Regions from separate parts of the Homo sapiens genome. Here region 2 is linked to region 1. A link is an interaction called in ENCODE POLR2A ChIA-PET data of the cell type or tissue named here. Cell type or tissue: PC-9. All regions are shown on one strand. Links, peaks and the distances in the headings refer to the core of each region. The heading gives the core; the rest is flanking DNA.

Region 1 (5,362 bases), core at 123-5,122:
GGAGGCCCAGGAGACACTGCTGACCAAAGGCAGAGAGAAGTGCCCAGTGGCAAAGGGGATACCGCTCAGATGGGGATTGCATTGGTGGTCACACCCGACCCCAAGGATGTGGCTTTCTCCAGTAATGCTTTGCAGGCTAGAGCTCGAGGAGAGGAGTCTGAGGTTTAGGCTGAATAGGGCTGGAGATTTATCCACGTGGGGACTGAAGAGTCAGGGGTCAGAGGGTGAGAGTAATGGTCAGGGAGCCTGAGCTGGAAAGAAAGGTGAAAGGAGGGTGGTGGGTGGGGAGAAAACGGAACAGCCAAGTTCAGGACTGGGGGTGCTGGTGTAGCTGAGGAATCCACCAATGACAGTGAGAGTTATTATCAATGGTCCTGCAGTTTAGGATCTAGAATGTGACCTCAGGTGTAGGCAAGAGAAAAAGGATGCAGTGAAAGAATTGAGGAGCTCAAGGAACTCAAAGGGTAAGATGCTGGGTGGGTCATTTGCACTGAGAATGAGGGAGCCCGGGGTGGAGAGGAAGCAGGACCCAGGTGCCAGAGTCCACAGTGAGCATGAAGGGAGTCAGGTCAGTAGGTGGCTGTGGGGCCAGTAGGGATCAGCCTCAGGGGAGAGAGGCAGGAGTGGTGCAGCTGGATCACAGGAGCCCACAGGATTTTTAGAATCACAGTGATCTGTGCAATCAATATATAAAGGTTAAAAACTCAATCAGTATATAAAGGATTTTCTTTTCAACCAATAGCATTCCAGTGAATGGTCAATTCACTGGATTAAATGAATTGGTCAATTCCTTTAATCACTTCCCTATTGACAGGCATTTAGGATGTTTCTATTTTTTCACAAATATACCACATTCCAATTCGAATTCCAAGATAATGAAAAAATTAATATTTTTTTTCTTTATGAGTCAGAGGACGTGTTTTTAGGGGATAGACAATGAGTAATAGTTCTCTAAGTGCAGCAAGGAGCCAAACAGAATGCCTCCTCTCTGGGAAAGGAGCAGCAGGGGCCACTGGGGCAGAGGTGTCTAGGGCAGGTTTAGCAGAGCCAGGCAATGTGGAGGACCTGGGGCTGCTTTGAGTTCATAGCTCAGTTCTAGAGCATGAGGTGGGACAGCTAGGAGGGTGGTGGGAAGACAGTGGGGGTGTGCTTGGCTGTGTGTGTGTGACAGAGTGCTACGGAGACAGGAGCCTGCATTTGGGGCAGGCAGATGACCAATGGGGAAAGACTGTGGGAATAACTCGCCTCATGATTCTGCCCAGGATTTCCTAAGGTGGTCTTGGTGAGGCCAACAAAGTCCGGGTGGGGTGGAGACAGAGGCTGGATGGATGGGTGAGCTGTGAACTCTTGTGGGCAGGAATCTTATCTGCAGCCTCTCAGGTTGGCAGCGCTTTGGGAAGCCCTCCAGAGGATGTTTGCGTGTGCCACCTGGCACAGAGTGGGCTCTTAGTGCTGGCCTGTGAATGGAGAGGCAGGAGGAGACTGGCCAGGGCTGGAACGGCCTGGAATGCTTCAGAGAGGGGAGGAGAGGCCAAGGGGTGAATGTCAGGCAGGCCCTGGAATGCAGAAATGTTGCTCAAAGTGGCCCCCACCCACAACCCCAGATGTGAGCCTGAAAAGCCCAGAGACCTTTTCTCCTTCCCATTGTCCTCCCCAGTCCTCTCTAGGTATGGAATCTGGAGATTTCATCTTGGGTGAAAAATCCATGGCCCAGGGAGGGGCAGTGACATGTCCAGGGCCTCAAGGCAACAGCAGTGCCCTGACAAAGATTTCCCAGCCAGGCTTTAGGGGAGAAGTGGATGCAGGAACTCCTGGTCTAGGTGGGCACAGCCTCCAGAGCGCAGATCCTGTAGGGGGCTGGAGATGGGGACGGATGAGAGGGCCAGAGGCAGAACTTGTTAGTGGAGGTATGGGAGAGCAGGCGTTGGTGTGAGAGGCAGTGGTAAAAACAGAGTTGAAGATGAGCCCTGAGGGGTGAGGAAGTTGGAGTGTGTGTGTGTGTAAATTAAACAATTGGTCTTTTTTGCCTGCTTGGGCGTTGGGGAAGGAGGGCAGTGAGATTCCTATGAATGCAAATATCACAGGACCAGGTAATCCGTATGCTCTTCAAGCTACAACCAGGCACAATTCCAGGTCGAATCTCTCTCGGTCTTATGCACACATACATGCTCCACAGCCGATACCACAGCAGGTCTCCTTGGGCACCCCTCCGCCTCTGGCCTGAGCTGACCCAACACCAATGGCTAGGGTCAGGAGGGGAGGCAGGGAGGGAGGCTGGTGAGCCTTCACTAAGATCACTGAGAAGGAGTGACAGTCTTTAGCCTCACTGGAAGTCCTTGTGCTTTAACTGAAATGGCCAAGCAGGAAGGACATTCCGTCCCCACCCTTGTCTCCCCCAAGGGCTTAGGTCTGAGGTAACGAACCTGGCCAGCTTATTGGGAGGGGCTAGAGGTGGGCTAAGGGCAGACGGAAGCCAGGCCTGAGAACAGGGTGTGGCAAGCATGGCTGGCCCTACCGGGAAGTGAGGCCAACACTCAGGCTTTGTCCGGTATTCGGTTCCAGCACTAGGATTACCCCTCTTGACTGGGTTTGAAACTGCTGGGAATTGTTTGGTGGTGGCTTCACGGGAGAAAGATGATGAAAGCTGAGGGCCTTTAAACAGGAAAATGGTGGAGGGAGCGGGAGGAGAGTTGAGTGCTAACAGAAGCACACGCACTCAGGCAGGCATGAAAATGTGTGCCATTGTGTAGCCACAGCTGCCCCCTCGCCCAGGATGCACGCACAGACCCCCATCTGTGTAAGCAGGCTCAGACATGCGGGTGCATATGCCTGGGGGTGTGAGCACAGCAGAGCCCAGAGGCCTGCAGGCGTGTGCACACATCCACAAAGTGTCCACACATCCACAAAGTGTCACAAATACACACAAGTGTCCCCTTCCTGTACAGGGACGCATAAAATAAATGGGCAGGAATATGAGTGGAGGGTCCGGGAGGTGAGGGTCCAGGGTAAGCATTCCCAAGGTCCCTGGGATTCCGATGCCTACTGGAGTGGGGAGGGGAGGAGCCAGAGGTGCGGTCGGTCGTGTGTCTCTCTCAGCCTAGTTTCTATGGGAAATGAAGTAGGAAGGAACGCAGCCAGGGAAACTAGCTGGGCCAGGAGGGGTCAGACCCCTGAACAAGTGAGCTGATCTCTCAAGGAGGAGCTGGATCGGTGTGAGGGAGAGCGGTAAGGAATGCCTTTCTGGCTTCAGCAGCCTGGAGGATGGGGACGTCTGGGCGTTGACTCCTGGGTTGGAACTTTTCAGCCCACCCCTTCCCCCAGTCTCTTGCCACTGGGTCTCTCTGCTTGGGCCTCAGGGATCTCTAGGTTCTTCACTCCCTCTCCAAGCATCCTCCTCCGGGAAGCCTTCCCTCACTGAGTCCGTTTCCAATGGGCTGGAACTGCGGTCCCCCGCTGTTCTCTGCGGCCGTCTAGGGATGGCGCTCCTGCCTACTCCGGACCATCCCTGCTTGGACTGAAAGCCTGGGCTTCGGCGGGGCGGGCGGGCAGAGGGCGGAGGGCGGCCCCAGGAGGGGCCTGGCAGCAGAGAAAGGTGGCCCGCGGCAGCCCCGCCCCTACCTGTGGAAGCCCAGCCGCCCGCTCCCGCGGATAAAAGGCGCGGAGTGTCCCCGAGGTCAGCGAGTGCGCGCTCCTCCTCGCCCGCCGCTAGGTCCATCCCGGCCCAGCCACCATGTCCATCCACTTCAGCTCCCCGGTATTCACCTCGCGCTCAGCCGCCTTCTCGGGCCGCGGCGCCCAGGTGCGCCTGAGCTCCGCTCGCCCCGGCGGCCTTGGCAGCAGCAGCCTCTACGGCCTCGGCGCCTCACGGCCGCGCGTGGCCGTGCGCTCTGCCTATGGGGGCCCGGTGGGCGCCGGCATCCGCGAGGTCACCATTAACCAGAGCCTGCTGGCCCCGCTGCGGCTGGACGCCGACCCCTCCCTCCAGCGGGTGCGCCAGGAGGAGAGCGAGCAGATCAAGACCCTCAACAACAAGTTTGCCTCCTTCATCGACAAGGTGAGCGGGACTGGACCTCGCCTCTCCTCGAGCCGCGCTCCAGACCACACCAGCCGCCCTAACTAGCCCTGCCTGCGCGCGGGCCAGGCGCTGGGGAGCACTGCCGCCCTTCTGTCTTTCCGCCAGTGTTGGGGACACGATCTGGGGGTCCTTCCTCCTTCGCATGAACCCCGTGGCTATTTTATCCCCTCGGTTTCCAAGCCCTCCCTTCCAGCAAGCTGCCCAGCTGCCCCTCCCTTTCCTCCCGGAGTGCGGGCCTGAGTCCTGTAGGGCTGCCCTCGCTGGCTGCCTGTTGGTCACCTGGACCAGTTTTGCCTCGGACTAGGAGTTCCAGAGGCCTAGGCCAGGAGTTCTCTCTCTGGGACCCTTTCCCTGAGAGAGGACCGTGTGGAGTCAGGAATGGAGTTGGATGGCACGCCCTTCCCAGAGGGGGAGACCCAGGCTCTCTCAGATGCTGATGCGGATGCAGATGCTGGAGATTAGAGCGGCAGTCGGTGGGGCGGGGGAGGGGGGGGGGCTCCCGCCCCTCCCCTCCCCCACCTGCCTGGTCCTCCAGCCTCCCTTAGGTGGCAGGAGGAGAGGTTATACCTGCCCTTGAAGACAGCCCAGTTGGGGGCAGGGAGTGGCAGAGAGGGCCCTCAAAAAGGGGTCCATTTTGGAGATATTTTTCCTGGCTGTTGGCCTCCGCCACACATGGGGCCGCTGGAGGGGGCGAGGGCAGACTTGACTGGTGGGTTTGGGAGGAGTGCTGCCAAAGCCAGGAACTCAGGGCTGGCCCTGCTGGGCTGTTCTGGCCAGGGCCCCCTTCCTCAGCTTAGACGAAGTGTACTCCCACACCCGCCTCCCTCACGTTCTCCTTTCCTTCGCCATTCACCCAGACCGGTCTTTTAGATTTCATAGGGGCCTCCCCAAGCTGCTCCAGGCCCAGGTTCCCCCATGTGTTGAGCTGCACCGTCTTACTCTCTGTGGTCCCCAGGGCCTGGGGCCCTGAGCTGCTGGTTTTGCAGAGGCCTCTATTGCCTCCCACCTCCAGTCATACCGGCTACTCCTTAAGGGCCTTTGTGGGCTCCAGGCTGGGGTCATTTTACCATGGATTGACTGTCCTGAGGCCTTGCTGGAGAAAGGGGAAGGAGAGAAAGGATATTGAGGAAGGAAGAGAAGAGGTCCCAGACAGAAGGGAGGGCTGGGCCTGGTCATCCTCATGATCCATTGACAGGAAGAGGTGGCTGTTCAGATAGGGAGGTGGAGAACACCACCTGTAATGTGATGGGGAGTGAAGTGGAGAGGAGGCCCTGGAGCACATTCGTC
Region 2 (5,362 bases), core at 168-5,167, 240 kb before region 1:
CTCTGTCCTTCTGTGACAAGTTGCGTAGCATTGGTTCTCTATTTTTGTGTCGTTAACGTGCCGTGGTGATATTGTCCAAAACTAAGCGAATGATTACTTCCCCTACATATGTATTTGGTTCCCATGATATATAGTTGGAATAGGAGAGGCAGAAAAAATACTTGATTCTTTCCACTTATTTACCATTTTTCAAAATAATGAGGTGGTTCTGTAGCCTCCCACAGAGGTAGGTGACTGAAATTTCCTTTTTTAGACTTTAAAAATATTTGTTTCCATTGAAGTTATTTGTCTTATTGTTACTTAAAAGTTCCCATCTTTGCTCAGTTGGGAGCTTATCAAGTTGGTGCCTTTTGATGTGACCCCCAGTAGTCTTTGATAGATTCCTTGCTTTGGCTATGAAAAAAAATGTTCCTGGCTACTCTTTTGTATTTCTTTTTGTTTAGTTGTTTTGTTTGAGACAGAGTCTTGCACTCTTGTCCAGGCTGGAGTGCAGTGGCATGATCTCTGCTCACTGCAACCTCTGCCTCCAGGGTTCAAGCTATTCTCCTGCCTCAGCCTCCCTAGTAGCTGGGACTACAGGTGTTTGCCACCATGCCTGGTTAATTTTTGTATTTTTAGTAGAGATGGGGTTTTACCGTGTTGGCGGGGCTGGTTTCAAACTACTGATCTCAGGTGATCCGCTTGCCTTGGCCTCCCAAAGTGCTGGGATTACAGGCATGAGCCACCATGCCCGGCCCCTTTTGTGTATTTCTTGTTCCATACTTAGAATTAACTAACTTTCTAAGGAACCTTAGGGGGTAGTGGTATTTACAGAGCACAGTGTAGGTTTTGTCACCGGCTTCTGAGTAATCTTTTCCTGCTGTTGATAACTCAGGTAGATACTTTCTTTTCTCCCAGGAGTCCATGAAGAATATCAGCTGCCATATTACGACTTAGTGCCCTCTGACCCTTCCATTGAGGAAATGCGAAAGGTTGTATGTGATCAGAAGCTGCGTCCCAACATCCCCAACTGGTGGCAGAGTTATGAGGTAAGAAGCTGGCCTCCTGCGGCTTTCCCATCAGCCTGATTTCTCCACCTTAGAAAAGGGTTTCTTGACAATGGGGTCAGGCCCCAGAGGAGCCCCCTGAGAGTGTCAGTTATTATTTACTATTACGTGCTATTTTACATATCCCAAGCCCTTTAGGGCTACAGTCTCTTGTCCTGGACCCTGTAGGGTGCCATTTGGAGTTCACAGCCTAGAAGAAGAAAAGGCTTTGGGCCTGGTGTGGTGGCATAGGCCTGTAATCGTAGCGCTTTGAGAGGCTGAGGCAGGAAGATAGCTTGAGCTCAGAAGTTCGAGACAAACCTGGGCAATGTGGGGAGACCCCATCTCTACAAGAAATAAAAAATTAGGCTTGGTGGCACACCACCTGTAGTCCCAGGTACTTGGGAGGCTGAGGTGGGAGGATTGCTTGAGCCTAGGAGGTCAAGGCTGCAGTGAGCCATGATTGGGCCACTGCGTTTCAGCCTGGGCAACAGAGCAAGACCCTGTCTCATAAAAGAAAAAGGACAAGGCTTTGTCTCCAAGACACAGATGAGGGAGGTGGTCAACAAGTGACAACTGAACCCAGAGCTGTTAGACACCAAACTAGGAAAGCAGCTCTGGAGCCCGAGCTGAGCTGAGCTCCATGGAAGAGTGAGGAGGAGGTGTCCATAAGAGAAGCCCTGAGACCAGACAGAGGAGGAGGACATGCCTGTGAGGAAAGTGGTCTTTCCAGAAACTCAGAAGGGAGGAGGTGATGTGTATGACAGGGCTGGGATTGGGATGGAGAATGTGAATTTGGGAGAGACGGCAGATGAAATCAGGGGTGTGGGGGAAACAACATTTGGTGGAAAGAGTTGACATGAGGACATGTTTGTGACATACGTACTAATAAACATGGAATTCTAGGGTCTTAAGAGTGTTCAGGGGAACAGGCTTCGCCTAGCTAAGTGCTCATGGGCCTCCTTTTCACTTGCGGTTCTGCATTTCCTTTTACTTATTTTTTTCCCAACTCTATCGAGGTGTGATTGACAAATGAAATTGTAACAAAGGTGTACAAAGTGCTGAATTGATACATGTATGTATTGTGACATGATTACCACACAAGTTAGTGAACACATCTGTCACCTCACCTTGTTGCTTGTGTGTGTAGTGAGAGCAGTTGAGACCTACTGTTAGCACATTTCAGGTGTACAGTATTGTTGACTCTAGTCACCTTGCCGTCCATTAGAGCCCCAGAACTTACCTAGTCAAGTAGAGAGGTTGGCTCTGCCTTTAACGAGTCTAACCACTAGAGGGCATTTCTGCATTTCAGAACAGAATTGCATATTAGCTGATGCTTTCGTGTTGCATCATAGAGCAGCACTTCTCACCGCACTCCTTGGAACCCTCAGGGCAGGGTTTGCTTCAGAGGGCAGGTGAGACCAAAAGAGCTGGCCGTTAGCTGCAGCGTTTGCCTTTCACTTGTGTAAGCTGTCCCTTAAAAAGGAAGAGCCGCCTGGCGCGGTGGCTCATGCCTGTAATCCCAGCACTTTGGGAGGCCGAGGTGGGCAGATCACAAGGTCGAGAGAGCGAGACCATCCTGGCCAACCAATATGGTAAAACCCCATCTCTACTAAAAATACAAAAATCAGCTGGGCGTAGTGGTGTGTGCCTGTAGTCCCAGCTACTGGGGAGGCTGAGACAGGAGAATCACTTGAACCCGGGAGGCGGAGGTTGCGGTGAGCCAAGATTGCGCCACTGCACTCCAGCCTGGGTGACAGAGTGAGACTCCTTCTAAAAAAAAAAAAAAAAAAAAAAAAAAAAAAAAAAAAAAAGGAAGAGCCAGGGAACAAAGGGAGCCTTGCAGAGCATTTCCCTAAGGTCGGCCGCCGGGTGGATGTGGATCTGCCAGACTGCACTGAGCGGGAGGTGGCAGGGAAATGAGTGAGAGCCTAGGGACCAGAAAGGCTTCTCCAGGGCATGACCGAGCTGATGGCTCCTGGGTCTCTGCACAGGCACTGCGGGTGATGGGGAAGATGATGCGAGAGTGTTGGTATGCCAACGGCGCAGCCCGCCTGACGGCCCTGCGCATCAAGAAGACCCTCTCCCAGCTCAGCGTGCAGGAAGACGTGAAGATCTAACTGCTCCCTCTCTCCACACGGAGCTCCTGGCAGCGAGAACTACGCACAGCTGCCGCGTTGAGCGTACGATGGAGGCCTACCTCTCGTTTCTGCCCAGCCCTCTGTGGCCAGGAGCCCTGGCCCGCAAGAGGGACAGAGCCCGGGAGAGACTCGCTCACTCCCATGTTGGGTTTGAGACAGACACCTTTTCTATTTACCTCCTAATGGCATGGAGACTCTGAGAGCGAATTGTGTGGAGAACTCAGTGCCACACCTCGAACTGGTTGTAGTGGGAAGTCCCGCGAAACCCGGTGCATCTGGCACGTGGCCAGGAGCCATGACAGGGGCGCTTGGGAGGGGCCGGAGGAACCGAGGTGTTGCCAGTGCTAAGCTGCCCTGAGGGTTTCCTTCGGGGACCAGCCCACAGCACACCAAGGTGGCCCGGAAGAACCAGAAGTGCAGCCCCTCTCACAGGCAGCTCTGAGCCGCGCTTTCCCCTCCTCCCTGGGATGGACGCTGCCGGGAGACTGCCAGTGGAGACGGAATCTGCCGCTTTGTCTGTCCAGCCGTGTGTGCATGTGCCGAGGTGCGTCCCCCGTTGTGCCTGGTTCGTGCCATGCCCTTACACGTGCGTGTGAGTGTGTGTGTGTGTCTGTAGGTGCGCACTTACCTGCTTGAGCTTTCTGTGCATGTGCAGGTCGGGGGTGTGGTCGTCATGCTGTCCGTGCTTGCTGGTGCCTCTTTTCAGTAGTGAGCAGCATCTAGTTTCCCTGGTGCCCTTCCCTGGAGGTCTCTCCCTCCCCCAGAGCCCCTCATGCCACAGTGGTACTCTGTGTCTGGCAGGCTACTCTGCCCACCCCAGCATCAGCACAGCTCTCCTCCTCCATCTCAGACTGTGGAACCAAAGCTGGCCCAGTTGTCCATGACAAAAGAGGCTTTTGGGCCAAAATGTGAGGGTGGTGGGTGGGATGGGCAGGGAAGGAATCCTGGTGGAAGTCTTGGGTGTTAGTGTCAGCCATGGGAAATGAGCCAGCCCAAGGGCATCATCCTCAGCAGCATCGAGGAAGGGCCGAGGAATGTGAAGCCAGATCTCGGGACTCAGATTGGAATGTTACATCTGTCTTTCATCTCCCAGATCCTGGAAACAGCAGTGTATATTTTTGGTGGTGGTGGGTTTGGGGTGGGGAAGGGAAGGGCGGGCAAGGAGTGGGGAGGGAGTCTGGGGTGGGAGGGAGGCATCTGCATGGGTCTTCTTTTACTGGACTGTCTGATCAGGGTGGAGGGAAGGTGAGAGGTTTGCATCCACTTCAGGAGCCCTACTGAAGGGAACAGCCTGAGCCGAACATGTTATTTAACCTGAGTATAGTATTTAACGAAGCCTAGAAGCACGGCTGTGGGTGGTGATTTGGTCAGCATATCTTAGGTATATAATAACTTTGAAGCCATAACTTTTAACTGGAGTGGTTTGATTTCTTTTTTTAATTTTATTGGGAGGGTTTGGATTTTAACTTTTTTTAATGTTGTTAAATATTAAGTTTTTGTAAAAGGAAAACCATCTCTGTGATTACCTCTCAATCTATTTGTTTTTAAAGAAATCCCTAAAAAAAAAAATTATCCAATTGAACGCACATAGCTCAATCACACTGGAAATGTTTGTCCTTGCACCTGAGCCTGTTCCCACTCAGCAGTGAGAGTTCCTCTTTGCCCTGAGGCTCAGTCTCTCTCGTATTTTGTCCCCACCCCCAATTCCTTGAGTGGTTTTTGCTCTAGGGCCCTTTCTTGCACTGTCCAGCTGGTTGTACCCTCTCCAGGCATTTATTCAACAAATGTGGGTGAAGTGCCTGCTGGGTGCCAGGTGCTGGGAATACATCTGTGGACAAGACATGCTTGGGTCCTACTCCTGGAGCACTGTAAAAAGAGCTGATTCAAGTAAGTAGATGCCTGTTTTGAGACCAGAAGGTTTCATAATTGGTTCTACGACCCTTTTGAGCCTAGAATTATTGTTCTTATATAAGATCACTGAAGAAAGAGGAACCCCCACAACCCCCTCCACAAAGAGACCAGGGGCGGGTGATGAGACCTGGGGTTTAGAACCCCAGGTGAGACCTCAAATCACTGCATTCATTCTGAGCCCCCTTCCTGTCCCCAGGGGAGGTGTATTGTGTATGTAGCCTTAGAGCATCTCTGCCTCCAACCCAGCAGTTCTCTGCCAAAGCTTGTGGAGGAGGGAGAGCCCTG

What was found. ChIA-PET counts read pairs that join two places held together with the same protein. Peaks named below come from ENCODE experiments on the same cell type or tissue, not always from the same donor. Only the 100,000 strongest peaks of a DNase experiment are listed, where the experiment ranks them.
Region 2: POLR2A ChIA-PET joins it to region 1 with 5 read pairs; 2 of 35 experiments call an interaction of 5 or more read pairs at or near these places.

Annotation. Positions count from the first base shown.
Region 1 is chr12:52,229,567-52,234,928 of GRCh38, forward strand. KRT7 (keratin 7) reads left to right here and starts at 3,677. Exons shown (of 9, transcript NM_005556.4): 1 at 3,677-4,054. The coding sequence starts at 3,731. It also overlaps the pseudogene TMT1AP1. RefSeq lists an enhancer at 4,263-5,238. In PC-9, for the core only: a CTCF peak has its summit at 3,405; DNase peaks (open chromatin) are centred at 855, 1,545, 2,415, 3,595 and 1 weaker place; H3K4me3 peaks cover 4,109 bases; H3K27ac peaks cover 5,000 bases.
Region 2 is chr12:51,990,966-51,996,327 of GRCh38, forward strand. It overlaps ACVR1B (activin A receptor type 1B), which reads left to right. Exons shown (of 9, transcript NM_004302.5): 8 at 898-1,028; 9 at 3,020-5,362. The coding sequence ends at 3,145. Among named protein-coding and RNA genes, the nearest start is that of TAMALIN, 13 kb to the right of the region's middle. RefSeq lists a silencer at 2,231-2,340. In PC-9, for the core only: CTCF peaks have their summits at 2,304 (motif pointing right) and 2,518; a DNase peak (open chromatin) is centred at 2,356.